4 separate regions of the Mus musculus genome follow, and all the other regions are linked to region 4. Evidence: chromatin loops called from intact Hi-C (ENCODE). Cell type or tissue: gastrocnemius. All regions are shown on one strand. Each heading gives the region's core, and the rest is flanking DNA. Links, peaks and the distances in the headings are about the cores only. Region 1 has its middle 16 kb from the start of Cep19. Region 2 holds the start of Mir1946a (microRNA 1946a). Region 3 overlaps Nrros (negative regulator of reactive oxygen species). Region 4 overlaps Zdhhc19 (zinc finger, DHHC domain containing 19).

Evidence for each region. Peaks named below come from ENCODE experiments on the same cell type or tissue, not always from the same donor. Only the 100,000 strongest peaks of a DNase experiment are listed, where the experiment ranks them.
Region 1: a loop joins it to region 4, with 7 times the contacts of the local background. A loop is called at or near these places in 14 of 42 quality-filtered maps.
Region 2: it touches region 4 in a loop (6-fold over the local background); 9 of 42 quality-filtered maps call a loop at or near these places.
Region 3: it touches region 4 in a loop (3-fold over the local background); 2 of 42 quality-filtered maps call a loop at or near these places.

What each region holds. Positions count from the first base shown.
Region 1 is chr16:32,111,608-32,119,440 of GRCm38, reverse strand. No RefSeq gene overlaps it. Among named protein-coding and RNA genes, the nearest start is that of Cep19, 16 kb to the right of the region's middle. In gastrocnemius, for the core only: a CTCF peak has its summit at 3,962 (motif pointing left); DNase peaks (open chromatin) are centred at 3,957 and 5,330; H3K4me3 peaks cover 1,172 bases; H3K27ac peaks cover 2,213 bases.
Region 2 is chr16:32,260,944-32,268,776 of GRCm38, reverse strand. It overlaps Mir1946a (microRNA 1946a), which reads left to right and starts at 1,194; the gene lies at 1,194-1,327. In gastrocnemius, for the core only: a CTCF peak has its summit at 4,360 (motif pointing left); no DNase peak of the experiment used is centred there.
Region 3 is chr16:32,144,054-32,151,886 of GRCm38, reverse strand. Nrros (negative regulator of reactive oxygen species) reads left to right here. Exons shown (of 3, transcript NM_001347181.1): 2 at 4,214-4,334; 3 at 6,882-7,833. The coding sequence starts at 4,227. Among named protein-coding and RNA genes, the nearest start is that of Nrros, 18 kb to the left of the region's middle. In gastrocnemius, for the core only: a CTCF peak has its summit at 3,811 (motif pointing left); no DNase peak of the experiment used is centred there; H3K4me3 peaks cover 577 bases; H3K27ac peaks cover 552 bases.
Region 4 is chr16:32,496,342-32,504,174 of GRCm38, reverse strand. Zdhhc19 (zinc finger, DHHC domain containing 19) reads right to left here. Exons shown (of 9, transcript NM_199309.2): 2 at 6,943-7,186; 3 at 6,479-6,600; 4 at 5,724-5,863; 5 at 5,028-5,200; 6 at 4,449-4,554. The coding sequence starts at 7,088. Among named protein-coding and RNA genes, the nearest start is that of Zdhhc19, 4.0 kb to the right of the region's middle. In gastrocnemius, for the core only: no CTCF peak of the experiment used is centred there; DNase peaks (open chromatin) are centred at 3,812 and 4,307; H3K4me3 peaks cover 352 bases.

The DNA.
Region 1 (7,833 bases), core at 1,157-6,156, 380 kb after region 4:
CAGACAGGGAACTTAGATAATCAATGAAAGGACAACAAAAGTCAGTAAAACACCCTAATGTTTACTTATTAATCTGTGAGTGTCTGCCATGTGAGGTCAGGTACCCTTGGCGGCCAGAAGAGGGTGCGGGGGGTCCCTGGAAGCTGGAGTTGAAGGTGGCTGTGAGCTTCCCATGTGGGTGCTAGGTGTCTAATCTGGGTCCTTAGGGAGAGCAGCCAAGTTCATTTAAATGTGGAACATTTCTCCAACTCCAGTGTTCAACAGAGTGTGGTGGCTCACGGCTATAACCCCAGCACTCAGGAGGCAGACGGATGCAGGAAGATCGATGCAGGTCTGAGGTCAGCCAGGGCTGTATCTCAAAAACAGGATATCAAACTGACCAAAAAACACACAGGATGGTCAGAATCAGGAAAAGATGCCCTTCTCCCATTGATGTCTAACTAGGCCATCCTCTGCTACATATGCAGCTAGAGCCATGAGTCCCACCATGCGTACTCTTTGGTTGGTGGTTATCTGTGATATCTACTAAAGCAAATGTCTTAGTTAGGGTTTTACTGCTGTGAACAGACACCATGACCAAGGCAACTCTTACAAGAACAACATTTCATTGGGGCTGGCTTACAGGTTCAGAGATTCAGTCCATTATCATCAAGGCAGGAGCGGAGCATGGCAGTGTCCAAGCAGGCATGGTGCAGGTGGAGTTGAGAGTTCTACGTCTTCATCTGACAGCTGCTAGCAGAATACTGGCTTCCAGGCAGCTAGGATGAGGGTCTTAAAGCCCACACCCACAGTGACACACCTACTCCAACAAGGCCACACCCATTCCAACAGGGCCACATCTTCTAATAGGGCCACTCCCTGGGCAGAGCATATATAAACCATCACAGCCAATATGCATGTACGTATGTATATACCCTATAGTCCAGCAATTCTATTGTATATACAAGGGGGGAAAAAGCTTGACAGACATTTCTATGAACTTTTGACATTTTTCACAATAACGCTAAACTGGCAACAGTATAAAATTCTGTTCACCACTGTCAGTTGGACACTGGAGCTGGAGAGATGCTCAGCATTGAAGTGCACTTGGCTGCTCTTCCAGAGGACCCAGATTTGACACCCAGCAACCACATGGAAAGCTCACAGCCACCTGTAACTCCCAGCTCCAAGGTACCCTGCACCCTCTTCTGGCCTCCAAGGGTACCTGACCTCCCTCACATGACAGACCCAGATGAAAAGATGACTAAATTGTGGCACAGTTGTCAACGGGATGTTACACGGCAAAATAGTAAAACGTCAGTGCATGCTGGTATCTGAGTCTCATCCTGTGTTGAGCAAAGACATCAGCCGCAGAGAGTGCACTGCAAGAGCCAATGGTATTTAAGATGGGAGCAATGTGGGCAGATTTGGAGTGGCTGCTGCCTGTGGGGCACTAGACTTTGACTGGAAGGAAGCAAGGCACCTGTCAGGTACAGGTGCAGGACACCTGTCTGTGAGGTGCAGGTGCTCAGGTGCAGGTGTGAGGTGACTGCACAGGTGTACATTTATCAGACTGGACATTTAAAGCAGGTGTACCTTCATGTACTTCCATAAAATAAAAAGGACTCTGGGATAGCACCGGTGGAGAACTGGAAAGTAGACAACACACTAGAAAGCAAATGTGGACATGGTGAAGGAAGGAGTCTCAGTTCATGAGGCTGATGCTTGGGGACTTGGAGGAAGCTGTAAGAACATCACCCTAGAGAAAAAGAAAGGGCTAAACCCAGCCTTCCTTCGATGAACATGCAAATTTACTTCCTTAGCAGTTTTATCTTATATTTAAGAGACATTGATTCTTTTTTATTTTGCTTTGTTTTGGTTTTGATTTTTATTTTTTTGAGAGACAGGGTTTCTCTGTGTAGCCCTGGCTGTCCTGGAACTCACTCTGTAGACCAGGCTGGCCTCGAACTCAGAAATCCACCTGCCTCTGCCTCCCAAGTGCTGGGATTAAAGCCAGCAGCCACCATGCCCGGCTGGGACAGCCTGTTCTATGTAGCAATTTTAAGCCAGCCAGGGCTATATAGTGACACGTTATGTACCCTATGTCAAAAATGAAACAACAAAAAACAAAAAATTGAAAGGAAGAAGAAGAAAAAAAAAATAATTACCTAAGCGTTCCGATCTAGCTTAGGGAAACTTTGCCAAAGGGCTATTCAATATTGAACACACCTTGTTTATAAAGCATGCTGTAGGAAATTCTCTCTCTCTCTCTCTCTCTCTCTCTCTCTCTCTCTCTCTCTCTCTCTCCAGGGAGGGGGGCCGAGACAGGGTTTCTCTGTATAGTCCTGGCTGTCCTGGAACTCACTCTGTAGACCAGGCTGGCCTCAAACTCAGAAATCAGCCTGCCTCTGCCTCCCAAGAGCTGGGATTAAAGGCGTGCGACACCACCGCCCAGCTAGAAGTAAGTTCTCTTACTAAAACATGAAGACACCTCTCTCCTGGAAGATAAATTTATTAGGAAGAGTTTTGTGTGAACAAAGTGTATGTGAAACAGCTTATGGTAAATTGACTGCTTATGTTAGGGTCTACTGACCCAACACCCTGATGCTGCAAGAAAAGAGAACGTCCCAAATTTGGTCACATGTGTAAAATGTTTGCTATCAGCTACATAACAAAATTACCATAAGATATGTTTTGTGGACTTATGAAGCCTCAGGCATCTGTCCTTCCAGGCACTGCCTCCCTTGTCGTCCCTCCCCACCCCCATTCTTCCATGAGGAGGAGGTTGTCATTCTATCAAGTCCTAATTAAGGCCAAGACAAAAGTCTTTCTGAGCCAGCAGTGAATTGCAGGACCATTTAGAACAGGCTTGAATGCTATTCAGTCTACAGCCTGTGGGTAACGGGATTGTGACCCTGCTTGGCAGGGCATGGTCTTCAGTATTTCCAGAGAAGGCACACATCTTAGACACTACCACCTTCCCCAGTGAAAAATCTCTCACATCCACCTTGCTGGTCCCAGAGCTCTCTGAAGCATGTGGTGACCTGCCTGGCTAACCACTCCTAGAGCGAGCACACTGACTGGTTTAGGGCATCTTGCTAGCTCAGTGTCGAGATCTAATCTAAGGAATGCACCACACCCACCTACAGCCGGTGGATTCTCGTGGTGTTTTAGAAGAAAGTTGTAACAACACAAACACCACCATGAAAATGATTACTCAATGGGAGACATAATGGCAAGGATAGTAGACATGGCTAAGCCTTCCTCTTTGATAATCACTACAGGCAGGTAGTACTGGAAATGATAAAACCTTGGCTGGGATGTGGCTCCCTCGGTAGGGTACTTGCCTAGCGTTCCTGAAGCCCTGGGCTCCATCCCAGCACCAAATAAAACTATTCTTACAGGTGTTGCACGCTTGCAATCCCTGCAGGAAAGAGGGCGACGGGAAGATCAGAAGGTGAAGGTTATTTTTAGCTACAAAGTGAGGTTGAGGGCAGCTCGGGGTACACAGGACTCTCTAAAAGTGGAGAGTACAGTGGAGAGCTAGAGAGATGGCTCAATGGGTAAGAGCACTTGTTGCTATTACAGAGGACTGGGTTGAGTTCCCAGTGCCCATATCTGTCAGTTCACAACTACCTGTAACTCCAGTTCCAGGTGATTTTATGTCCTCTGGAAGTACCTCACACACACACACACACACACACACACACACACACATAAATAAAAAGTAAATGAAATAAAACAGGAAAGAGAGTTGCAGGAACATCTGATGTTTTCTTAATGCACTCTTGCTTTTAATAAGAGGGGTTTGAAGAAACTGGAGAAATAAGTTATAAATTCCAGTGATCTCTAAAGACTCTTCACGGATTAGCCCCGCGTCCGACGTTCACCAAATGCTAAATCTCCTTCTGTATTTTAAAGCCCAAACCTGGCCAGTTAAGACATAGAGTCACCGGAACACTCCTGCCCCCTGGTGGCAATGCTCAGAACTGCATGGACAAGGCGGGAGGTGCTCGCGCTAGGGGGTTGGGGGGAGATAATATGTGGAAACCTTGAAAAGAAAACCACGAAATAAATGGTTAATTTTCTTTCTTCCCCGGTGCTTCCTGTCCATCAGTGTCCACTACACCCAGGAGGAAGTGTCAGAAGCCGTCCACCTACTCACAGGAATTGCAGTTCCTCTGTTTTATTTTTTATTTTTGATGCTTTAGTGAACTTGAAATGTGGAACATATCCATGTCTTCCTGTCATTAGGGGATATGATCAAAGTCCAAGCCTTGGGAGAGGTACGGAATCCAGCCAACAGCAATTTATATGAGCGGGCCTACGGGGGCATGGGCAAGTGAAGGGACAGGAAAAGAATTCAAGATTGAACAAAGCTGTAAATTGATTATTTGGGTTTAATTAAGGGGAAAAGCAGTTGGGTTTTGGAAGTTCCTCCAACCATGTTAGGTGGAAAGGAGCTTGAAGAATTAGGCTCAGGGGAAGGGCATTACAACTCCAACCCCGTTGGCAGGGCATTTCTCTTCTTTTAAAAGCCCAGTATTGGACTTGTATATGGGAATGGGAGAGGGAGGTAAATGAGGGAGGGACAGAAGTAACACAAAGAGTCTGGAGATGGGATTTAGGTAAACCGAAAGAGCGGGAGCCAAGTCTTCGCATTTAAATGGTGAAGCCCTACTCTAGCACAGTCCCTCTGCAGCTGGCTGCAGTCCTGGGACTTGCGTGTATGGTAGGTGATGGGAAGGGTTTAGAATCTGCTGTCAGTCTGCAAGTTGCTTTCGCAGTTAGCCCTGGATCCCATCCCGAAGGTTCTGGCTCCCCCCCCCCCCTTTTTTTGCTAGGGTATCCAGGTCGTATGTGATGGTTAGTCTTTGTTTTCAAGACAGGGTTTCTCTGTGTATCCCTGGCTGCCCTGGGATTCACTCTGTACACTAGGCTGACCTCGAACTCATTGAGACCTGCCTGCCTCATCTTTCCGAGTGCTGGGATTAAAGGCGTGTGCCACCACCGCTATGTATGATGGTTAGTTTTATTCGTCAATTTGACCCAATCTAGAATCGCCTAGGAAGGGAGTCTGAAGGCGGAGCTGCCTACATTAAGTTGGCCCTCAAGCATGTCTGAGGAATTTTCTTTTCTTTTTTCATTCTTTCTTTCTTTCTTTTTTTTTTTTTTTGTTTTGTTTTTGTTTTTTTTTTTTCGAGACAGGGTTTCTCTGTGTAGCCCTGGCTGTCCTGGAACTCACTTTGTAGATCAGGCTGGCCTCGAACTCAGAAATCTCAATAGAGGTGGAAAGACTCCCTTCCAATGTGGGCGGCACAGTTTCCTGGGCTGGGCGCCAGACAGTAAAGACTGGGCTGAGACGCGTACGTGGGTACACTTGTTCTGGTTGTCATGTGACCAGCTCTTGGAAGCCTCTGCCACCGGAACCTCCAGGGACTGTAGTGTAGTCTGAGGTTGTGAGCTAGAATAAACGAACCCCTTAGTTGTTTTTGTAAGGACACCTCATGGAAGGAATAGAGAGGAATCTAATCCAGTATGCCACAGCGCAGATGCTCCACCATTGATTTCGCGATGTCTTCCTGGCGGCCACGTGGGTTGTTTCCAGGGGCCCCCAGCCGTCCGAGTCCGCTTCTCACTCCTTTTCAGCTCAGGATCGTCTCGCTGGAGGAACGCAGTGCTTCCCCATTTTAGAATTGGAGCTCACTTCCTATTGAGCAAAGCTTCCTCCTGGTTTCAGTTCTTGCCGCGCCTTGCAGGAGAGAGCAATTTTTTCCACAGAAAGAAGAAGTAGATTAATCTGCCCCAGTCCTAAGTAAACACACCCATTTCCCGGATGGCCGCACTCTGCCTCACCCAGTAGTACTCAGGCCTAAGTGCTGCTTGGTTGTACTAATGCTTCTGGCAGCAGACAGGCCCCTCCCATGGAATCATTTACCACTGCATTACTGGCCCAGTGTATCCTCCAGTTTTCTGGGGTTACATGATTCTTGGTATCAACACTGCTCATTCCTCTGCATTCTAAATAGATAAATTTACCTTTGAGAATAAACCGGAACCTAGTCAGGGTTTCTCTGTGCAGCCCTGGCTGTCCTAGAATTCATTCTGTAGACGGCACTGCCTCCCAAGAGCTAGAATTAAAGGCGTGCACCACCACCTCCTGGCTCAACCCGGTCTCCATCTTAAAGTGTCTCGGTTGCTTTAGCCTACATCAGTCCTTCCTTCTGTGGAATCTCTAGTGACAATGCCTTCTACATGCTTAGTGCCTGCATAAAGGTGAACCTGGGAGCCACGATGTCCAAGGGTTGTGACTGTGGGACGGTTTGAATGGAAGGTTGGATCTGATAGAATTACGTTATTATGAGTGTTTCAGAGAGCCACAGTGGGATTGTGGTGGAGTTAACAGAATGATGGATTGTGGGTTTCCAAAACTGAAGAACAAAAGCCTAGCACAGTGGTTGGGGTGTGTGTGTGTGTGTGTGTGTGTGTGTGTGTGTGGTGGTGGGGGGCAGAGGGTGTGGTGCGGGGGGAGGGGGGAAGGACTGTTAGCAGAGTCTCAGTCCTACCCCTTGGCTCATGAATCCGAATCCCTGAGACAGGGATCTATCTGTGCTGTGATGACGAGTCTGACCATCCTCAAGATTGCAATCCACTAGCTTGAGTTAGAGGCTTGAAGGTCTTGTCTTGAGAAAGCAGTCTGTTTTGTACTCAGAAGTCTGAGAAGGTGTGAGACGGGTTGATAATGCCTCTCCCACTCTCTGCACTGGGCAAGCCCCAGAGAGATGACTTGGTGGACAGGGGACCAACTGCCAAGCTGATTCCAGTATGATTCATGAATCTGCCTGGAGGGAGGAGAGACCTGAGAGTGGTCTTCTGATGTTCTTCTCCATCCCCACTTTTAATTAAATATTTAATTAAATTAATTTAATTAAATTAATTAATTTTATCTTTATTAAAAATACAACTGAGCCGGGTGTGGTGGCACACGCCTTTAATCCCAGCACTCGGGAGGCAGAGGCAGGCAGATTTCTGAGTTTGAGGCCAGCCTGGTCTACAAAGTGAGCTCCAGGACAGCCAGGGCTATACAGAGAAACCCTATCTTGAAAAATAAATAAATAAATAAATAAATAAAAAATAAAGCTGTTACCCGTGCAAGAGCTGATGAGTATTCTATTAATTCAGGAGGTTTTTTTGTTTGTTTGTTTGGTTGGTTGGTTTTTCCTCAGGGATGACCAATCATACAGATGTGGATGTGATGCTGAGGCCAGAGCCTGTAGTGTTACAGGAGAAGGTGCCAGGCTTGGCAGCAGACAGGCAAAGGCCTAGGATTTGTAAGATGGGAAAGAAGAACTGTTGGGCCCTTCCCTATGGGATGACAGATTTTCAGCCTTGAGAATAAAATGAAGTCAGAGGAGGGAAAGAACTCCAAGGATAAAAAGTTGGGAAGCTATTGAGCATACATTTTGGGGGGTTTTGTTGTTGCTGTTTGTTTGTTTGTTTTTCTGGTTTTTTTTTTTGAGACAGGTTTCTCTGTGTAGTCCTGGTTGTCTTTGAACTCAGAGATCCACTTGCCTCTGCCTCCTGAGTGCTGGGATTACAAGCATGCACCTCCAAGCTTGGTTTGAACATAATTTTCTTCCTTTCTCTTTTCCTCTTGCTCCGGCTCCAGCTCCCTCCAGCCCAAAGATTTTTAATTTGTTTTTCATTATAGGTGGTTGTGAGCCACTATGTATGTGGTTGTCTGGGATTTGAACTCATGACCTCTGGAAGAACAGTTGGCACTCTTAACTGCTGAGCCATCTTACCAGCCCAAGCATAATTTTCTATAAAATGTGACTTGGTCATACAGTGTCT
Region 2 (7,833 bases), core at 1,286-6,285, 240 kb after region 4:
TCTGCCTCCTAAGTGCTGGGATTAAAGGCGTGCGCCACCACAGTCCGGCTCTCCATGTTTTTCAAGACAGGGTTTCTTTGTATAACATCCTTGGCTGTCCTGGAACTAGATTTGTAGACCAGGCTGGTCTTGAACTCACAGAGATCATCCTGTCTCTGCTTCTTCTGGGATTAACAACAATACCTGTTTGGTTGATCCACTTCTAATATGGATCTTTGAGATAAGAAGGCACGTACCTTTAATCCTTTTTGCTTTATCTTAGCCTGAAGCTCCAGCAGGCATTCCCTGGGAACCTACAGGCCACTCATGTCAGGAAATAGGTAGGGTGACTATAGGTCTTCATTTCTCTCTTTGTTCCTTCAAGTCAATCCTCCAGTCGCATCTCCAGTTCTGTAGTAGACCATCTGCTGCAGCCTTGACTTCCTCTCTGCCCTTTCCTCCAGTGGACCACACAGATCTTCCCTCTAACCTTTCTCACCACCACTCCCAACTCATCACTTCACACACACACACACACACACACACACACACACAACTCCAGCAGGCATTCCCTTGGAACCCTCTAGCCAAGCCTGGTGGAGAAGCCAATAGGCCATCAAAGCAGGTCAACAAAGGGCTTTATACTTTCATTCTTTCTCCTCTCATCCAAATCCAGAGGCGCCCCGTCCCCCACACCATTCCCTTAGTCTGTGGCCTCTCCTCACTCTCTGCCCCCATTCACAAGGGACTAAGCAGATTCTGGTGGAATACCCTGTTTTCCTCCTTCCTGTGGACTCCCTCAGACTGGACCCCTTTAATCCCATCCTCATTCCTAAGTAAATACATTGTACCTGGAGCCTCCAGTGACCAAACCTACCAGGATTCCAGAAGTATTTCCTACTAGGCAACTCACAGCCACCATGCTCACCTAAGACCCAGGCAGGGCAATAGAAACCAAGGAACAAAACACTCATCCCACAAAGACAAGTCCAGATATTGGCACCTAGAATTATAAACTTCCAAAGTCAATCCAGAGACATAGATGCCTGCATCTATAAAAACACAATAACAGCCAGGACAATATGCCTCTACTAGAGCCCAGCAACCCTACCTCCCCAGGCTCTGAGTATTGCAACATAGCTGAAGCATAAGACAAAGGCCTTAAACCAACCATATGACGGTCACAGAGGTACTTAAAAAGGAAAGGAAAAAATAACTTAAAGAAATCTATAGCCGGGCAGTGGTGGCACACACTTTTAATCCCAACACTTGTGAGGCACAGGCAGGTGGATTTCTGATCAAAGGCATGCGCCACCACTCTCGGCTTTCTCCTCTCCTTTTTTGTTAATCTCACAAATGGGAAGAAAAAGGTCACTGATCCAAATTAGTGTGGCCAAACTAATTAAAGCAAGCTTTTTTTTTTTTTTATCAATGTGCACTGCCCAAGGTGGGTTTGATATGAGGAAGATAAGGCTTTTATAGCTCAGGAGTAGGGAGGGGTTTGGTGGGGTTACAGGAGCAGAATATAACAAATTATACCCTTCTGAAACAAAGATACGGTTGCAAAGGTGGCCAGAACAAGGTAGCATCAGTAGTCATAGAGCCTTTTGAAACAAAGGTAGAGTTATAAGATGGTTATACACAAGTTTTTGAAATAAAGTTATGATTGCCATTCCTAGAACAAGCAGGACAGAATCATTTGTAGTTAAGCTTATAGGTGGGACATAGCCCAATCCTTGAGAAAATGAGCCTAGTTTGTCTTTGTTATAAGATGACTTTTAAGCCTAAGATGGAGGCAAGCTGGTTCTTTTTTTACCCTGCAGATTCTTTGCATATATACTATGGATTCCACTTTAGTATATTTTTGGGACTCCTGACTGTGTGAATAAGCAGGTCTCTGATTCTTGTGCCTTCTCTTGGGCTCTTTTCCTTCTGTTTTGTTTTGTTTTGTTCTGATATGTTAGTGAAAGATCCTGACAGAATGTAAAAGATCACAGAAGCCCTGAAATTGGCAAAATAGATTTCATTGTCAGCAGAACTAGCTTCACTGATTTAGAAAAATAGAGGTGCACAATGTTCTGGCTGCTCCTTGAACCCCTGTATGTGCCCACTGCTGCAGCCCACTGCCAGGTGTTTGTGATATTGGTTGCTGGGAAAGAGTCAGAAAATCTCCCCAGCAACCACAGCTGGGGCCAATCCAGAGTTGCTGCACCTGCACCAGACTCTTTCCTTGTACCCCTCCCATACCCATTTCTTGAGAAATCATTTTAGAATAGACATTGTTTAGATCTGGAAATCCCCTACTCCCTCCTTCTCCTTTCCCCCCTGAGGGCCTATAAAAACTGGGACCCCTTTCCCCTTGGGGTCGACTCCTCTACCTCTGCATGGGATACAAGTCGTCCCCAGAGCTCTGGCTTTCCCCAATAACGCCTTGTGTGGTTTGCATCAAGCTTGGTCTCTCGTGAGTTCTTGGGGGTCCACTATTATCCCCAGACTTGAGTGAGGGTCTCCCTTTAGGGGTCTTTCATTAGTTTTTGTTTTATTATTTTAATAATATTATAACTTCCTTTATTATTTTTGTTTTTTCGAGACAGGGTTTCTCTGTATAGCCCCTGGCTGTCCTGGAACTCACTTTGTAGACCAGGCTGGCCTCGAACTCAGAAATCCGCCTGTCTCTACCTCCCGAGTGCTGGGATTAAAGGCGTGCACCACCATGCCTGGCTTTATTATTATTATCTCTTAGAAGCCTGGTTGTTACCTGGAAAGTGGTGGTGCATCCCTTTAATCCCAGCACTTAGAAGGCAGAGGCAAGAGGATTTCTGAATTCAAGGCCAGCCTGGTCTACAGAATGAGTTCTGGGAAAGCCAAGAACTCAAGACAGAAAAATCCTGTCCAAAAAAAGAAGAGGAGGAGAAGGAGGAGAAAAAAAGAAGAAAAGGAAGGAAGGAAGGAAGGAAGGGATAAAGGAAGGAAGGAAGGAAAAAGCATATTTGTTTTCTAATGAGAGACAGAAAGAGGCAGATCTGGATGGGAAGGGAAGTAGGGAACTGTAGTATGTAGTCTTGTGTTCCTGGTTGTTGCATACACGTACCCTCCCAGGAGCTATCTCAGATCTGTGAATAAGACACATTTGTGGGGCTGGGGAGATGGCTCAGTGTTCTTCCATGGATCCTGAGCTCAATTCCCAGCAATGACGTGGTGGCTCACAACCATCTGTAGGAATTTGATGCCCTCTTCTGATGTGTTGAAGACAGCGACGGTGTATTCATATACATGAAATAAGTAAATAAATCATTAAAAACAACAAAAGACGTATACATATTAGCTCATTTTAAAACTGCCTTATGGCTCTATTACGCCTTCCACGGCTAGCGTGCCCTTACCTTTACTTCAGCTCAATACCTCATCCCTCAGCTTAGTTGCCTGGTTGCCCATTGGTCTTGTGCTCAAGATGCTTTCAGGCTGCTTTCCCTTTCTGCCTACATATTGGAAAATCTCCCCTGCATCTCTGAGTCTGTTCCATTCCCCCGACCCCACCCCACCCCTGCCAAGTAGACTGAGTCTCTTCCTCTCTCCTAGCCTGTGGGAACCTGGAAGTCCTGCCTCTTTCTTTTTACCTAGCCATTGGCCACTGGCATCTTTATTGATAGATGACCTTTAGCATCAGTAAACACAAATTTCTGATCAAAGCATCAGAACCACCACTTTCACCGCAAATTTCACCTTTTTCCTCCTTTAAAAAACAAACAAACAAACAAACCTGATTCTCTCAGACATAAATTGAGCAGAACCCTAACAATCATGTAAATTACAAAGTAAGATATACAGTTAACATCTAGTCCATTATATTCGTCAATTAGATAAAATTCACTGTCATCATTTGTTTGCTTGTTTGTTTGTTTGTTTTTATTTTTCGAGACAGTTTCTCTGTGTATCCCTGGCTGTCCTGGAACTCACTCTGTAGACCAGGCTGGCCCCGAACTCAGAAATCCACCTGCCTCTGCCTCAAGTGCTGGGAGTAAAGGCATATGCCCACCATATGCCCAGCTAATTATCATATGCCATATTACATATGCCACCATGCCCAGCTAATTATCTTGTTTTTAAATGAGTTGTAAAGGCACAATGCCTATCTAAGAGTAACAATATTAATTTTAAATTTTGTATCAATATATAGATTCATACCAATGAAAACCTTGATTCTATATCAATATATAAAATCTGTACCAATGTAAGAGATTTTAACTTCAATTTTATATCAATTACGGGCTGGCGAAATGGCTCAGTGAGTAAGAGCACTGACTACTGTTCTGAAGATCCTGAGTTCAAATTCCAGCAACTACATGGTGGCTCACAACCACCCATAATGAGATCTGATGCCCTCTGCTGGTGCCTCTGAAGATAGCAACAGTGTACTTACTTATAATAATAAAAAATGATTTAAAAAATTTACTAACCCCATTAAAAATGGGGTTCAGAGCTAAACAAAGAATTCTCAACTGAGGAATACTGATGGCTGAGAAGCACCTGAAAAAAATGTTCAACATCCTTAATCATCAGGGAAATGCAAATCAAAACAACCTTAAGATTCCACCTCACACCAGTCAGAATGGCTAAGATCAAAAACTCAGGTGACAGCAGATGCTGGTGAGGATATGGGAACACTCCTCCATTGTTGGTGGTATTGCAAGTTTGTACAACCACTCTGGAAGTCAGTCTGGAGGTTCCTCAGAAAATTGAACATAGTACTACCAGAGGATCCAGCAATACCTCTCCTGGGCATATACCCAGAAGAAGTTCCAACTGGTAATAAGGACACATGCTCCACTATGTTCATAGCAGCCTTTTTATAATAGCCAGAAGCTGGAAAGAACCCAGATGCCCCTCAACAGAGGAATGGATACAGAAAATGTGGTACATTTACACAATGGAGTACTACTCAGCTATTAAAAAGAATGAATTTATGAGATTCCTAGCCAAATGGATATATCTGGAGGATATCATCCTTAGTGAAGTAACCCAATCACAAAAGGAGTCACTTGATATGCACTCACTGATAAGTGGATATTAGCTCAGAAACCTAGAATACCCAAGATACAATTTGCAAAACACAAGAAAATCAAGAAGAGGGAAGACCAATGGGTGGATACTTCATTCCTCCTTAGAATAGGGAACAAAATACCCATGAAAGGAGTTACAGAGGCAAAGTTTGGAGCTAAGACGAAAGGATGGACCATCCAGAGACTACCCCACCCAGGGATACATCCCATAATCAGCCATCAAACCCAGACACTATTGCATATGCCAGAAAGATTTTGCTGAAGCGACCCTGTTATAGCTGTCTCATATGAGGCTATGCCAGTGCCTGGAAAATACAGAAATGGATGCTCACAGTCATCTATAAGATGGAACACAGGGCCCCCAATGGAGAAGCTAGAGAAAGCACCCAAGGAGCTGAAGGGGTCTGCAACCCTATAGGTGGAACAACAATATGAACTAACCAGTACCCCGGAGCTCTTGTCTCTAGCTGCATATGTAGCAGAAGATGGCCTAGTCAGCCATTGCTGAGAAGAGAGGCCCCTTGGTATTGTAAACTTTATATGCCCCAGTACAGGGGAACGCCAGGGACAAGAAGTGGGAGTGGGTGGGTAGGGGAGCTGGGCGGGGAGAGAGTATAGGGGACTTTCGGGATAGCATTTGAAATGTATATAAAGAAAATATCTAATAAAAGCAGCTATTGAAAATTTTAAAAAATTACATCAATTACAAAGATTTCTACCAATGCAAAATTATGGCTACATAATGTTTTGTTCAAGAATATTTAGCAATCCATCTCATCTATTTCCTCCATGTTCAAAATTATGACCATTCCCAAATTGTCTTTTAAAATGCCAACCTATCTAATTTGTAAAATAACCACAATCAGACACCCAAACCCAAGGAATCTGGCTGATGACTCCCATAGCTGCTTCTGGCTGATGATGACTCCCATAGCTGCTTCTGGCTGATAACCCCCCATAGCTGCTTCTGGCTGATTTGGGGTGACGAAAAATTCTTTAAAGGGGTAGGGATTGGTAGGAAAATTAGAAAATTGGTTAGACTTAAGAATCTTAAAATTGGTTAGCTTTGGCATCTGTTATCCAGTCTCTGTATGCTTAGAAGGCTCAGGGATTGACTCAAGTTCTGACTGGATACGTCTGAAAGGTTGGACTAGGAGAGATCATCTGGAATCAGCAGGAATTCCTAAAGCCATTCTGGAAGCAAGTCTCTGGATAGTATCAGGAAGCAGGAGGCTGGAACAGCAGGTTAGTTCAGCATCTCCGAGGAGAATCTTGTCGAAGTTGTACATTCTGTAATATATGAATCTCACAACCAAAATTTTAGTACCATTAAGATATTCAAATGGAGCCAGGCAGTAGTGGTGTATGCCTTTAATCCCAGCACTCGGGAGGCAGAGGCAGGCGGATTCGAGGCCAGCCTGGTCTACAGAGTGAGTTCCAGAACAGTCAGGGCTACACAGAGAAACCCAGTCTGGGGAAAACAAAAAAACCCAAAACCCAAAAACGAAAAAACAAAACAAAAAAGATATTCAAATGTGCCTTTTTTTGTGATTTATTTATTTATTTATTTATTTATTTATTTATTTTTCCCGAGACCCAGGATAAACAGCTGAGGTGTGTATTTAACATACCAAAGTAGAACTGGCCTCCAGGTTCTCCTAGCACCCCTTAGTCCCTACCTTCTACAGGCATGGCTGGCATACAACCCTCTGTCCTCTGCCCTGGATAAATTTTCCAGCTGAGGCTGGGCTTCCCCTCCCCCAGAAACTCTTCCCTATAGAATGCAGACATTTTGATCGATCTCTTCTTCTCCTTTTCCTTCTTCTAAGTGCATACTTTCTCTTATTCACGTCTCCTCTCCTCTGACTCCCTCCCCATGGTGACTTCACTCACCCCTCCTCCTCTGTGGTCAGTGAACTCCGCAGAGAGCTCCTTCACAGCAAACCTGCCTTTATATATCCTCTAATGTGGCTTGCATTGGCTCATTTTGTCTGATTTATCAGCTGAAATATCTATTTTCACTACAAGGGAGGAAAAAACAAGGATAATGATAAGTTTGGACTCGATTGCTCCTAGGTACAGTTGAGGGGGTTTCTTGTAAATACAAGGGAGAAAACAGCTACAGACACCTGGAGGAGTCCAGACTGAACATGGCCAGCAGACTGAGCTGGGCCATTGGAGGAGAGGGAGTGGGGTCAGAATGAGGGATAAAAAAGAGAGAGGCCAAGGCGTCAAGAGGCCAGAGAGTGCCTTGGATCCAAGAGATCTTGTAGCCAAAACACAGGGCTAAGGAGGGGTTTAGGGTAGGGACAAAGTGAGAAGTGCTGAGAGAAGCCACTGGTACTGAGACCTGTCTTTGGTTTCTTTGAGACCTAATAGATAGCGTGGACAAATTAGGAAGAGCAATAATCAATACAATAAAACAACAAAGAAGCAATGAAGCAATGAAAAGGCTATTGATATTGTTTAGTGGTGGGGCACTTACTTGCCCTGTGTAATCCCTAGGCTTATCTCAGTATCATGAAGTAAGAACGAGGTGAAAAGCAGGGGAGGGAGCAAGAGCTGGGGTATGATAATGCAAAGGAGCCAGTGTTAAAGCAAGGGAAACAAGGAGAGAGAGGTCTGCTCAGCCTCTTGGTGACACATTGCCCTTGTTGTCTGGTAGCTTCTGTCATATGGAGGCAAGACTGCTGACTAGCATCAAAAGCTTCATGGAACTGGTAATAACACCAGAATGGCTGGTCAGGGCCAGTCTGGGCAGATCAGGCAGGGATTAGTCAAAAGTGCTTACACG
Region 3 (7,833 bases), core at 1,507-6,506, 350 kb after region 4:
TTGACGCCCTGGACATCACCAAGACGAGGGACATTAGTATTCCCTTGGTCAGTCTGGATTTTTCGGGTGAGTCTTTCTGGTACCCAAAATGGGTTGTCTTCATTCTGTGGGAAAACACAGATAGCTCCCCTGGATCTTATCAAGATAGGATCCGGGCCATACCATTTATTATCAAGGACATTTTTCCATTTAACCATCTCATTGGGCCTATCTGGCTCTGAACAATGACGTTCAGCCGCAGTATGGCCATGAGCATCAATATTTAAAAAATTGAGTGTAAAGAGTGCCAAAGACACCGACACTCTTGGTGCTCGGGGTACAGTCTCCTCAAAAGTTCCCCTCTTCTGTTTTATAAGATAGGCTTTGAGGGTGCGATGCGCACGCTCAACAATACCCTGTCCTTGAGGGTTGTATGGAAGTCCAGTCAGGTGGGTTACGTCCATCTGACGGCAGAACTGCTGAAATTTTTGCGACGTATAAGCTGGTCCATTATCAGTCTTAAGGAGTCTGGGTTTCCCCCAAGCACTCCATGCCTCAAGACAATGTTGAATCACATGTGAGGCTTTTTCTCCAGTTAACGGAGAAGCAAACATGATGCCAGAACATGTGTCAATGGACACATGGAGATATTGAAGTTTTCCAAAGGAAGAAACATGTGTAACATCCATTTGCCAGACCTGTAGAGGTCGAATACCGCGTGGGTTAATTCCCACATGAGGAACTGGCAAGAACTCACAGCAGCTTTGACATTGAGTAACAATGTCACGGGCTTCTTTTCTTGTCAAGGAGAAACGACTGCGTAATGTTTCAGCCGTCACATGAAAATTATTATGAAAATTTCTTGCAGCCTCTACCGGGGATGATAGGGCAGCAGCCACCACTTTAGTGGCCTTATCTGCCAAATCATTTCCCAGAGCCATGGGGCCAGGTAGGCCTGAATGGGCTCTAACATGAGTAATATAAACAGGAGATCTTCTAGATAACAAAACTAATTGTATCTGCTGAAAAATATTGGCAACTCTACTGGAAGGCTTAATCACTCCAGCCACTTCTAAAAGATTTACTGCATTTACCACATAACAGGAATCTGACACAATATTAAGGGGTTCTAAAAAGGTTTTTAAAACTTCTAAGACCACTAAACATTCTACCACTTGAGGTGAATTTTCATTATATTGTTTGGATACCACTTTACCATTAGCCACATAGGCACCTATGCCAGTTTTTGATCCATCAGTATATACCACAATCCCATTTTTAAGTGGGTTTCTTACTGTTATTTGTGGAAACACAACAGATTGATTTTGGGCAAACTGTAAGATTGGATGTTTTGGATAATGGTTATCTATTTTTCCTGAAAAGGAGGTAACTAAAACTGCCCAATCATTAGATGCGGCTGCCAAGGTTTGAACCTGTGCAGCGGTATAAGGTACAATTAAAAGATATGGACTTTGCCCAAAGTGGGTGATTGCTGCTTTTAGGCCTTTAAGGGCAAGCTGTGCAATTGCATCAGGATACCAATCTATTATTTTAGCTGGGGATACGTTTGGATGGATCCACAACAATGGCCCATTCTGCCACAAAACTGCAGTTGGCAATTGTGCTGTCTTAAAGACACACAAACTGAAAGGTTGCGAATCCTCAATACGTTGTAATTGTGCATTCTGTAAGGCTTTTTCCACCTTTTGTAAGGCCTGGTTAGCAGCTAGAGTAAGAGTCCTAGGGGAGGAGATATGAGGATCTCCTTCTAAAATACTAAACAAAGGCCTTAACTCAGCGGAAGGAATCTTTAAAAAAGGTCTGAGCCAATTAATATCTCCCAACAGCTTTTGAAAATCATTTAAGGTATGGAGGTGATCTCTTCTTATCTCTACCTTTTGGGGCACAATCTTATCTGGGGACACCACAGAGCCCAAGAATTGTCCTGTATCAGAAATTTGGACCTTTTCTGTGGCTATCTGTAGACCCCACTGACTTAAAGTTTTAAGTAGAAAAGGATATGCCTTTTGTAGCATGGTAAGGTCTTTATGGCACAGGAGGATGTCATCCATGTAAAGGAGCAAAATTAAAGAGGGGAATTGTTCCCTCACTGGCAAAAGAGCTTCTTGTATATAAAGCTGGCACATTGTAGGACTATTGGACATTCCCTGTGGTAAGATCTTCCATTGATACCTCTTATCAGGTTCAGCAGAATAAGCTCTCTGACCCGTTAACAAGTCAAAAGTCCAATCTCTCTGCTCTGGAGTTAAAGCAGCAGCGTTTGCTCGGTCCTGCGCCTGTGCAGCCTCTCGCCACAGAGATCTCCATTCCAAATATTTGGCCATACTAGGGAGAGCGGCTTTTGCAATCATTTGCCAGTCAGCAGGCGTTAGTGCCATACCAGCGAGCCTGTCTAACTGCACCAAGGTGAAATTAGCATTGGTTCCGTATTTACGAACCGACTCGGCAATTTCCTTAATCTGTACGTATTCTACCGGAGCGTGGACACGCCCACCCTCGGCTCCTTCAAAGACTGGAAATGCCTGTTCTATTTTCCTTTGTTCCTCTCGGGGAATGAATGAGTCTGCGCACTGCCTCTCTGCGCACTGCCCCTCTGCGCATTGCTGACGCACTACGGGCTGACGCACTACGCAGGGCGGGGACTCCGCATAGGGCGGGAGTGCACCTGGTAGCCGATTGCCCTGAGGCCAATCAGCAAACTGGCCTTCGCCAGCCGCTTTTGGCTTTTTCCTTAAATGACTAGTTAGCACTTTACTTGGCGGCTGGTATCCTTTTCTTTCATAATGAGCCGCTTTTTTCTCCCAGTCTGTTTCTTCAGAGCACAGGCTCCTTCTCCTAGAGACCTCCGCTAATCGATCTTTTTTCTTTTCTTTTTTCTTTTTCTTCCTTCTAATCTCTCCCCAGGTATTCCTACCTGACCTTAACTTTTCCTCGGGTTCAAGACCCTTGGAAAGGCCTGTATACTTACCGTTTCTCCTTGCTCCTACTCTCTCTCCCCGCTTTACTTCTGATAGACTGTCCTGAATTTCCTCTAGAATTTTCAGCCCTATCTTAAGCACTATATAACATGTGAAAAGGAACAGAAGGGCTTCTAACACTAGAAAAAATTTAAGGCCAAACATAACTTGTAAAGCCATTTTCCACTTTACTTCTGATAGACTGTCTTGAATTTCCTTAGAAAGTTCAAGATCAGACTTACCTCGTTCCCCAGCTGAAAAGTTCTGAATTCATACAGTTGAATCCTTCTTAACAGTCTGCTTTACGGGAACCTTTATCACCGTCGTTCCCCAGCTGATGAGTTCTGAATTCGGCAGTTGAATCCTTCTCAACAGTCTGTGTTACGGGAACCTTTATAAACGTGATCCGCAGTTCTGGTTCTGAAATGAAGTATCCCTCCTGCGCCAGTCCGGAGTTTTTTCTCGTCCCGGAATTCGGCACCAATTGTTATTCGACGCGTTCTCACGACCGGCCAGGAAGAACACCACAGACCAGAATCTTCTGCGGCAAAGCTTTATTCTTACATCTTCAGGAAAAGAGAGCAAGAAGCAAGAGAGCAAGAAGCAAGAGAGAGAGAAAAGCAAGAGAGAGAGAAAAACGAAACCCCTTCTATTTTAAAGAGAACAACCATTGCCTAGGGCGCATCACTCCCTGATTGGCTGCAGCCCATGGCCGAGCTGACGTTCACGGGAAAAACAGAGTACAAGTAGTCGTAAATACCCTTGGCTCATGCGCAGATTATTTGTTTACCAACTTAGAACACAGGATGTCAGCGCCATCTTGTGACGGCGAATGTGGGGGCGGCTTCCCACACTCATTCATTCATTCATGGTATATATCTCAAGCTCATGTATGCATCAGGTAGCAATGAGTTTCAGAGAGGAAGACTGCAGAGCGGCAAAGCACAGGACACTCTGGGACCTCAGCCCTGGCACTCAAGTCCTTTGCATCCCCCCGTGCTCCCCCTTTGGGGTTTCAGAGGTCAGCCAGCTGACCATTAAATGCCATAGGCAAAACAAAATGAGCTCTTGCCACGCTGTCAGTGAAAGGTTGGCTGAGCTGAGAAATTTGAATATCTGTGGTTTTCCACCTTCTTGTAGTTGTGGGCCTCTAAGACCAGACACATGTGGGAACTAGCTGGCTCCTTCTGCCCCGTGGTGATCAGCCCTCTTGGCTAATCTGCCTTACTCAGTTCTTCCTGGTCTTCTGTCCACAGAGCTGTGCCTGAGATGGAGTTCCCGCCCCTCTGGCTTTGCCTGGGTTTTCACTTCTTGATTGTGGAATGGAGGAGCGGACCTGGGACAGCCACTGCAGCTTCCCAAGGAGGCTGCAAGGTGGTGAGTTTCTCCATGGGTTCTAATCTCTCTCTCCTTTGCCCCTGTCCTAATGAGGCCTGGTCTGCTTGGGAAGTGGATGACTTGTCAATCGAAGCTCCATTAATGCTTCCAGAGTCACTGAGGGAAACACACCAGCACCAGAGAAGTCCTGCCTTCAAGGCCATGAGTGAGCCAACAAAGATGGCTTCAGCAACTCTGCAGAGAACATGTACCCAAATGGTACTGCAGAGCAAATGCTCATGACCAAGCCTACGTCTCTGAAGACCCAGCGCTGGGGTGTCTTGAGCCTTTGAAGGTTTTTTGTCTGCACATGGAGATAGAGGCGGACTCTAGAAATTTGCCTGTAACTGAAGAATAGCAAATGTCTGTATGAGAAACACGTGCCTGTTGGGGCGTTACCCAAGCCCAAGAACTGGAAAGACAAATTGGAAGCCAGAGTTAATCCTTATATTCAAGATCTTTTTCAGTGTATTCGACGCTAGATAAAGAAAGTGTTCTAAAGGCGATTAATCTTAAAGATGGTGGCTATCGCGGTTCTAACCTGCTTGTGGGAACCAGTAGCCACTGTGTTTGAGGACGCTCCAGTATGATGAAAGTCCGCCTGAATTTAAATCCTAGCCCCACTACTGTTTAGCTGGTGATACAAAGTCACTCTGTGCCAGTGTCTTCACCTGTAAAATAGAAGTAATGATAATACCTGCTGGTCATGGGGGCACATGCCTGACAACCCAGTTCTCAGGAAGTGGAGACAGGAGGGCTAAGAGTTCAAGGCCAGTCTCAGTTACATTTCAAGTTCAAGGCCAGTCTGGGCTACATGAGACTCCATCAATAATAATGATGATGATAACTAATAATTTCTACTAATGGAATCGTGATATTGGGTGCTGTGGTGATTGGATGTATTTATAACAACCCCCAAGACGGTGGCATGTGTTTTACCGAGTATCGTTACTGTGGTAGTATCACTGGCAGTCCAGCCTCTTTTGACTGCCACTGTTCCCTTACAGAGGCAACAATGGGCTTAACTTCTGTAGCTCTGGGGGTCACCAGGCATAGGAAGAGAAGGGAGTAAAGTATGGGTTATTCAGCTGATTCTCAGGGCTCAGTCTGGACTCTGCCTGGGGGATGTGGTACGGACTTGGCCATCACAGAAGTCAAGCAATGGGTTCCTCTGGCTCTTATGATTTGAGGGGTCTGGAAGTTTAGGCGTTAGACTCTTGTTCTTCATTACACGAGCCATTCAACCTTAGCATCAAATGGACACGGTAAAGTTGGCTGTGTGCTCGGATGGCCACACCATCCTTTGCAACGCTTTGGTGAATCCATGGGAATTACAAAGATCTGATCTCCCTCTGACTACAGCAACTGTGGAGGAGCAGGCTCCATTACAGGCTGAAGCAAGCCCCTGAGTTCAGTGCTGTCCAGAGAGGCCTCGGGAAAATCAAGAGATACACCTGTCTCTCAGTTCGGAGGTTCAGTTTATAAAAAGTCAGCTCTTAACACATTAATGCAATCCCAATATTAATGCAGTAGGCCTGGGAGGGGGAGTTGAGGTAGGAAGGAACCTGAAAAAGTCATTCTAATGTCTATGCTGAAATTAAAAAAGAAAAACAAACAACCCCCCCCCCAAAAACTCGAGTGTTCAACAATGAGCAGCTTAATTAATTAGCACATGCTGGTAATTACAGTTGACATGCTGACACTTATTAGCCATAATAAATGTGATTTGCATACTCAATCCTTGAAAAAAATTCTATGAGAAAATTACAAGCATAATGGTTAGTGACTTTTATCTGAGAGGGAGGCTGAGACTATCTGAGGGTCTCCCTTTCTTTCTTTCTTTCTTTTTTTTTTTTTTTTTTTGAGGCAGGATCTTCTTATATAGTCCTGACTGGTCCCTAACTCTTTAAGTAGTCCAGATTGCCTCAAACTCTCAGAGATCCTCTTGCCTCTATCTCCATGGGTCCAGGGATTAAAGGCTTGTGCTACCATGCCCAGTTTCTTTCTGTTGTTGTTGTTGTTGTTTTAAAGGTGTATTTTATGTATATGAGTACACTGTAGCTGTTTTCAGACACACCAGAAGAGGGCATCAGATCCCATCACAGATGGTTGTGAGCCACCACCTGGTTGCTGGGAATTGAACTCAGAACCTCTGGAAGAGCAGTCAGTGCCCTTAACCTCTGAGCCATCTCTCCAGCCCCTAAGTTTTATTTTAATAACCCAGTAAAGAATTTGAAGCTGCAAGAGGTTAGTTAGTTCCTTGCTCAGGGTCAAATTAACAAACTATAGAACCCAAACCTGGGCATCTTCGTATTAGCCACTGCGCCTTCCAAGAGCGAGGCCTCTTACACAACTTCATTGCACTTTGCCTTGGAGGTTGGCTGTTTGGTACTCACTGGCCTTGCCCTCCTGACCAACCTGTAGAAAGCAATAGTATTGCTTTTCTTACCGTTCTTCTCTGGACACCTAACCCAACACCTTCTGGCTAGCTGTTTGCTTTTGCAAACTACATTTCTGTGAATTAACCTCATGTGTTTGTGGACCTAGGTCGACGGAGTCGCTGACTGCCGGGGTCTGAACCTTGCTTCGGTACCCAGCAGCCTCCCACCCCATTCCCGGATGCTCATTCTGGATGCTAACCCTCTCAAGGACCTGTGGAACCATTCCCTCCAGGCCTACCCACGCCTGGAGAACCTCAGCCTGCATAGCTGTCACCTGGACCGTATCAGCCACTACGCCTTCCGAGAGCAAGGCCACTTACGCAACCTGGTTCTGGCAGACAACCGCCTCTCGGAGAACTACAAGGAGTCAGCCGCAGCACTCCACACCCTGCTGGGACTTCGGAGACTGGACTTGTCTGGAAACTCCCTGACCGAAGACATGGCGGCTCTCATGCTTCAGAACCTCTCCTCGTTGGAGGTTGTGTCCTTGGCAAGGAATACCCTCATGAGGCTCGACGACTCTATCTTTGAGGGCCTGGAACACCTTGTAGAGCTAGATTTGCAGAGAAACTACATCTTTGAGATCGAGGGCGGGGCGTTTGACGGCTTGACTGAGCTGAGGCGTCTCAACCTTGCCTATAACAACCTCCCCTGCATTGTGGACTTCAGCCTCACCCAGTTACGGTTCCTCAACGTCAGTTATAACATCCTAGAGTGGTTCCTGGCAGCCAGGGAGGAGGTGGCCTTCGAATTGGAGATACTGGACCTGTCTCACAACCAGCTGCTCTTCTTCCCACTCTTGCCTCAGTGCGGCAAGCTGCACACCCTCCTGCTCCAGGACAACAACATGGGCTTCTACAGGGAGCTTTACAACACCTCCTCCCCGCAGGAGATGGTGGCCCAGTTCCTTCTTGTGGACGGCAATGTGACTAACATCACAACTGTCAACCTCTGGGAGGAGTTTTCCTCCAGCGACCTGTCAGCTCTTCGCTTCCTGGACATGAGCCAAAACCAGTTCCGGCACTTGCCGGATGGTTTCCTGAAGAAGACACCTTCCC
Region 4 (7,833 bases), core at 1,655-6,654:
CCCCCGCCCCCGCTCTCCTTTTCCACTATTATGCCGAATCATTGGTTTGTTAGAGTTTTCTAGTGCTTGGAAGTAATGCCAGGGCCCTGTGTTCTCTTTAAGCCATGTGCTCTACCACTGAGCCGAAGCCCCAGATCTAGATAGTTCTGCGTCTCCAACTGTCCCAGGCACTGCAGTGGGCACTGTGGGCACAGTGTAAGCAACACGGCCGGCTTAGCTTTCTCTGCTCTGTGAGCAGCTGTGAGGCAGTGTCCTGAACACTGAGGGGTGTGGCCAGGGCAGCACAGAGAAAGGGGAGCAATCCAGTAAAGCAAGTCCTTTGGCCTCCCTGGCCCCATGGCTGCCACCCGAGGAGCCACAGCCAAAAATGCTGTTGCATGTAGTTCATAGAGTGCAGAGCGGGAAGTGTCCATTACTTTGGACACTCGCTGAAAGGAGGGTCACTGTGGTGCTGAGGAAGGGCTAGGGCTGAAATAGGTCCAGAAAGTAAGAAAGCAGCTGGTGGACACAGCCACCACCTGCAGGAAGGGGCACCCAGGAGAGGTTTCAGCAGGTGGAGTGGAGGCTTATGACATTAACTCAGGGCCATGCTTTGATTGTAAGACAAGAGGGGTATAGAAGGCCTGATGGTAATAAAAATAACAGACAGATCTCTTAGCACTAGAGCTCCTACCATAAAGTCTTAAACAAATTAACCCATGCCTTCCCTTTCTACAGTGGGAAACAGAGTGGCCCGCTGGCCAAGTAACATGCCCAGTTCTCACTGCAGGTGTGTTGGAGATTCATGATCCAGTGTGGTTCATCTGCAGAGTCCTTGCTAGGAACCACCAAGCAAGGGATCCAAAAGGAGCTTCAACCCAGAAATGGCCGGTTAGAGAGAATGGAGACTGGGATATATGATCAGTATGAACTGGATCCAACCAGAAAGAGAAGAGAGCCCTGCCTGGTGAAGCCCAGAGTGCAGATCACACTTAAGCCCCGCCTAAGTTGGGGGTTTCTGGACTAGGAAGGCCATTTTAAGCAGAAGGAAGCAATGTTCTGGGGCTGACCTGGGGCTAGAACCGGAAGACATTAGAGGAAAAACCGCTGTCCAGCAGAACCTGATATGATGGACTGAGACCAGAGGGAGGAAGTATAGTGGATGCTGGGCCGTAAGGGCGGGCTGAGCAGAGGAGGCAAAGGTGAGAGCAGGGCCAAAACTGGGTGGGTGATGACTGAGACGAGAGTACACAGGGGGCAATGTATAGAGGATTGTTGAGGATGGACCAGGTGCTGATTATATTTTGATGCTAATTCCACTCTCTTGGGAGGTGCTGCAAATAAGGAGTGAGTCACACATACTCAGGTGACTTCTTGTGAACCAATCCCCTAAAGGATAAAGGAGTCAATCACTGGGTGAGCAGGCGGGACTTCCGGGTTGGACAGAGGAAGAGAATAGAGAGTTAAGTCTTTTTGGACTGTGATAGCATGAGGACAAGATGTAATTATGAGTGTCTCCTGGTTTCAATGGCGGATCCGTCAGAATTCGCCACCAGAGGATATAGATTTAATAAGGCTTACAAGATTAAGATTTTAGTTGTTGTGCCCAGTGATTGAGTTACTGTCACTTCTGAACTAAGTCTGTGTCGAGTTTTCATGAGGCGGTTTGACTGGGTTCAAGAGAGAATGGTACAGCCAGGCAGTGGTGGCACACTTGGGAGGCAGAGGCAGGTGGATTTCTGAGTTCCAGGACAGCCTGGTCTACAGAGTGAGTTCCAGGACAGCCAGGGCTACACAGAGAAATCCTGTCTCGAAAAACCAAGAGAGAGAAAGAGAAAGAGATACAGCAAAGTGTGGGTTTGCTAAGGGCACCACAAAGGCTGTGTGGGATTTGAAGCATGGTGCTGGTGTGGTAGTGAACTACCAATGGGAACCTATCGAGCTGGGTGGAGAGCTTTTGGAGCACTGAGTCAGAGTCTCCATGAGATAAATACAGGTCGGCCATTGCCCACCAGTGCATGGCTGGCCAGGCCACTGGGGCAGAGAGTTGCTGGCACAAGCACTGGAATGTGCCAGTTCGTTTTTTGTTTGTTTGTTTGTTTTTAATATTTCCCAAAACAGAGGATGCTCTGTCTGTCTGCCTGCCTTTCAGTTGTCTGCCTCTAGTTCCCCCCAATAATAAGTCTACCTGTCTTCCTAAAACAGCCATTAGTCAAGTTACCATCCAATGAGATGGGTACAGAATCCACAAGCTACAAAATAATGACGAAAGGTAACCAAAACCCAATAATAGCCTAAATAAGTGTACGGTAGAGCATATTCACGGATCCCGAAATGTGCTCTGCTCAAAAGGTCCAGAGAATTCTGTTGAAAACCCTAGCGGATTTGTAGAAAGTGACAAAGTGACAAGCCGATTCTCAGTGTTCCCTCCAAGGATCAAAGGGCCAAGAGAACCGCAAAAAGCAGCCGTTAGAGAACTCATTACATGCCGTTTCCAAACTATAAAGCAACACTAAGCAAGACAGTACAGGGTGGGCAGAAGTACACTATTGAGAAATTAACCATGTCTGTCTGGCCAGTTCTGCTTTTAATGAATATGCAAAGACACCACAATGCAGGAAGAAATCCTTGCCAACAAGTGGAGCAGGTATGCAAACAGCAAATCTTGGGGACTGGAGCGGCAGCCCAGTCTCCTGACAGCACTGTCTGCTCTGGCAAGCGGACTTGGGTTCAGTTCCCAGAACTCATATGGAGGCTCACAACTGAAACTCCAGATGCAGAGGATCTGGCAGCCTCTTTTGGACTCCACAGGCACCCAGCACGTATGTGGTACACAGAGATACATCTGGGCAAACTCTTGTACACATAAAAATAACTTAAAAAAAACCAAAAAACAAAAGCAAGCCTTTACCACATACAGAATTTAGCCCCAAAGAATTCATCAGTCTAAAGGTACAAGCTAAATCGACAGAATCTCAGTAGAAAAACACATGACTAGAATTTTGTGATCTTGGATTAGCAAAGATTTCTGAGTGACAACATCAGATGCACATGATCCATTTCTGTGATGCACACTCACAAGCACACACACCACACACACCATGCTCATGCACACTCAGACAGGTACACCATCACAATAAAAAACTCTGCTGTGTGAAACAAAACACGATGGAAAGAAAACAAAATAACAAGCTATGGATTTCAAGAAAATATTTTTAAAACACATACCTGAACCCAGAATACAATGAAACGCAGCTGCCACGTGACCCAGCAATGCCACTCCTAAGAACTTTCCCGACAGGGAAGCTTGCTTTCTGGACACCAGTGTTTGGATTGAGTTCATTTTCTAATTACTCCAAACTAGAAATGATGTAAAAACCCTTCAGTTGGTGCACAGATAATCTGTAGAGCATCCTACAATACAACGCAATGCTACACAACAATAAAGAGGAATAAACTGATGAGAACAGAGTGGGCGAAGCTCAAGTGTGTTGTAGTAAGCAAGCCAAGGCAGACACGGAAGGCAATGACTTCATTTATGTGGGATTCTGAAAGATTTAAAACAAACAAACCCAAAACAACAACAACAAAAGCCCTAAGGGTAGAAAACAAATCAACCATTACTGGGGGCTGTAATAAGAAAACAAATCCACTACAAAGAGGCCATGAAAAACACTTCTAGACTAAAAATACTATTTTCAGATACACCTCCAATGACTCCGGGCTTTCTACTGCCCAGGGTTTCTATGTCCCACGCTTGATTTTACTGGCTGCTTTAATGTGACCATCTGGAAGGGGTCTGCTCAATTGCCAGCTTGAATCAGAGCTGTTCCCTCACTCTCTTAACAACCTTCTTTCAAGCTGGACTTGAAGTCATTAACTCCAGCAGTCAGCAAGATCGAAGATCAAGGTTTGCCTGAGACTGTCTCAATTTTAAAAGGGGGTGGGGGTGGGGAGGGAAGAGAGGCTTGGGATACAGCTGAGAGGTAGAGCATTTGCCTAGCATTTTCCAGACCCTGGGTTCGGTTCCCAGTCCTGGAAGGGGAAATGTTCTAGCTCCTTGGTTCTTTTTGCAAAGCTGGCAAGCTCTGTCTTCTGTCCCTTTGAAATCACTCCAGGACGCAGAATGGTGTGTCAGGCCTGCTTAACTCCTAGCTCCTTCTCTTGGTCTAAACTAAACAGCCCTAGACTGATCTCTCTTGGTGTGGTCCACGGTGTTAGCAGGTTAAATGCAGGATGTAGCTTTCCCAGATACCCAGACACACACAGCCTAGCACACAGTCGTGCACCCCGGACGGAGAGCGACCGCTGGGATCCAGCAGGTGGCGCTGTGGTCCGAGCTGCTACTTAGAAGATGAGTACTGAAGGCCTGACCCTCAGGGGACAAAGGCAATGGAAAATCAGATCCTGAGGGCTCAGGATGCTTCCCATAGCGGAACGTCTGGATGCCCACGCTCCGCCCCACATACCTTGCTCTCGTAGGAGCTCTCCGCCCTGCTCACAGATAGGGCCTGGATCAGCAGCAGCAGGAAGAGCGGAATCAAAAAGCCCGCAGCGGGCACAGCCACCAGGATGCTCGCCAGCTAAGGAGCCACGCCCAGTGCAGCCCATCTTCCCCTTCCCACCATTACTCCCCCCAACCCTATACCACTACGATGTTGCTCTGCTTTGTCCCTTTTAGGCTTTCGTTATTCTATGGCCTTACTAGGTTCTAATTTTTTGTTTTTTTTTTTTTTTTTTCGAGACAGGGTTTCTCAGTGTAGCCCTGGCTGTCCTGGTACTCACTCTGTAGACCAGGCTGGCCTCGAACTCAGAAATCTGCCTGCCTCTGCCTCCCAGCGCCTACCAAGTGCTGGGATTAAAGGCGTGCGTCACCTCTGCCCAGCCTGGTTTTTTTTTTAAACTTCGTCCATTTCCCCACTTTCATTGGCCCACACTGAACCTCTGAAGTGGCTTCTGCTAGCTTCATCCATCACTGGCTCCACCCTCTGAGACCTCATCTCTCACCTGCCTGAGCCCCTCCCCCCTGCTCGCGCATAAGTAGATACGCCATCCCCTTGTCCAGGGAGAAGGGCAGATGCCTTGTGCGAAATAGGAATGTCAGGCAGGTGACCAGCAGGGCTCCCGAGTAGAGACAGAGTGACAGGACCAGCAGCATGAAGAGGCGGAAGTTGCGGTGACCGATGCAGTTATTGACCCACTTGCAATGGTGGTCGAAGTCCTGTTACAGGGTGAGGGAAAGGCCTCCGGGATCCGTCCTTCCTCCCAGCTTCCATTAGCTCAGACAACTCAGCCCTTTTGGTCGCTTACTCTAACCTTTCCCCAGCAGCTTCCCTCCACACATCTGTAAGCTGGTCCGCCAGTACATGTGAGACAAGCTTACACAAACTGACACCCTCCCAACCTCAATAACCAAAGGAGGACAGGAAAAGTCCCCAGATCCGGCCTACAGCCAAATGAAGGGTATAGATAGCCCGTGGCAGAAAACCAGGAGACAGGTTTGGGACTGTCATCCCTGCCCACTCCCCCAGGACCAGAACACGTGAAAGTGCCCACAGTGACATACCACCCTTCCTGAATGGACACAGGCACAACGGCAGTGACCTGTGTGAAGGATCAAGAGCAAATGGACATACAGTCGTCCTTGGCCCTCATCTGTCAGGGAAAACTCTCCCACTGACCCCTGGCCCACATAAGGTTCTGGCCAGGTCTAGGAGACAGGCAGTGAGCGAGGGAATTCTCACCTCCACGCAAATGTTGCACCACGGGCAGTGGTAGGTTCGGGGTGGGCGATGGAAGAGGCACTTGGGGCACCATTCCAGGCGGAAAGCCCTTTGGTTCACTCGAACAACATGCACCGTCATGGGGTCCTCTTTGGTGGAGCCTGACGTGGTAGAGAGTGAGGCAGCTGACCTCTGCTACCCTGGGCAGCCCTAGGCACAGGGGATGTGGGGGAGAGGTAGACAGGGAATCCCTGATCTTACTGAGCAAGCTGACCATCAGGGAGGGGGAGGAGGGAGAGAGAGAAGCACGGTGGGGGTGGGTGGGCGCCGGCATGCTCCAGCCAGCCTTTTGTATAGAACTCTGCCTTTCAAATAGTAGTAGCCCCAGGCAGTGGTGGCACACACCTTTAATCCCAGCACTTGGAAGACAAAGGCAGGTGGATTTCTGAGTTCGAGGCCAGCCTGGTCTACAGAGTGAGTTCCAGGACAGCCAGGGCTACACAGAGAAACCCTGTCTCGAAAAACAAAAAACAAACAAACAAACAAAACCAAACACTAGTAAGTAGCACGTGAAGTTCTGTGTAGTGGAAGAGGGAGTGCCCACTGGTTTCTCTCTCCAGCCTGGACAGCCCGCTCTTCTGAAGCAACTGGAAACCATACAGGATCTTGGAAATGTTGCCATGGGGTAAAGAAGTCCTGATGTGCGAGGTTGGAAGTGGGGTGCCAGCCTTCAGGGTACCAGCTCCTTCCAGGGGGGCTGAGTCCTCCTCCCTCACCTCGATGTAAGATACCAGGGTCTGAGAAGTTGAGCGAGACGAGACTGAAGAAGGTGAGGATGAAGAGTGGTCCTGTGATGGCAGGAAAGGCCCACTCCCCGTTCTGAACCAGCCACCTACAACTGAGACCAGAGCCTCCTTCAGTTTTGGAGCTGGAGTAGCTGAGAGCTCCTCCCCCAGGCCCCGTCCAGCTGGATCAGGCCTCGCACTCTAAGTATCCAGGCAAGGGACAGACTCCCAGGGGCCCCCCACCAAATGCCAGCAGCAGCAGCACCAGCTACTTTTACCTGCCCCCGCCATACACCAATCCTCCAGGATTCTATGGCTGCGCATTTCTTTTTCTGTAGCTAGACTGTTGTTCCCCAGGCCTTCTAGCACACCTTCCTGCAAATCCCTTGCCTCTGCACTATTTTTTATTTCTTGTCCCCGTGTAAGGAACCTAACGGATGACATGGGACACTCACGGGAATCCGAAGAAAAGGCCACTCAAAAACAGCAGCAGCGTTACATTGAAGGCAGCAAACACGCTCGAGGGGAACCATGAAAGAGGGATGGAGGGCAGCTGTTGTGGTTCCTTCACAAGTGTCACAGCATCCTTTAAGAAAGGCATGGCCAGGGCAGAGTACACAGCTCAGTGGGCAAAGGGCTTGCTGTGCAGGTACATGGATCGGAATTCAATCCTCAGGTCCCAGTACAAGCAGGGTGTATCTGTGTATATACACATGCATATAACCTTAGCAGCCACAAGAGGATCCCTGGGGCTTTTTGGCCAGGTGGTCCAGCCAAATGGGCAAGCTCCAGGTACAGCAAGAGAGCTTGTCTTAGAAAGTGAGGCGAGATGAATTGAGGTAGACAACCGACTTTGGCTCTCACACGCATGCACACATGCACACACATGCTCTTGGTATTCTGTCTAAACTCCACCCCCACAGTTCCTGGCAGCAGCCAGGTAGGCTTGGCCCACTATAAAAGGGGCTGCTAGGCCCCTCCTCTCTCTCTTAAGCTCTTGCCTCTCTCTTACTCTCTTGTTTCTTTTACTCTTGCTTCACGTTGCCCCCTCTCTCCCCATTACCTTCCCCCCCCCCGACCTCCACGTGGTCATGGCCAGCCTCTAAGTCTCTACTCTCTCCTTTCTGCCTTTCTCTGCCTCTACTACTCTCTTAACTCCCCTCCCCATGCCCTAAATAAACTCTATTCTATACTATACTATCTTGTGGTTGGTCCCTCAGGGGGAAGGGATGCCTGGGCATGGGCCCGCTGAGGCACCCCCTCCCCCTACACCCGCCAGAGGATGTTCTTATAGCTCTTTCTTTTTTTATGATCACGTAATACACACACTCACACACGGAGTGGAA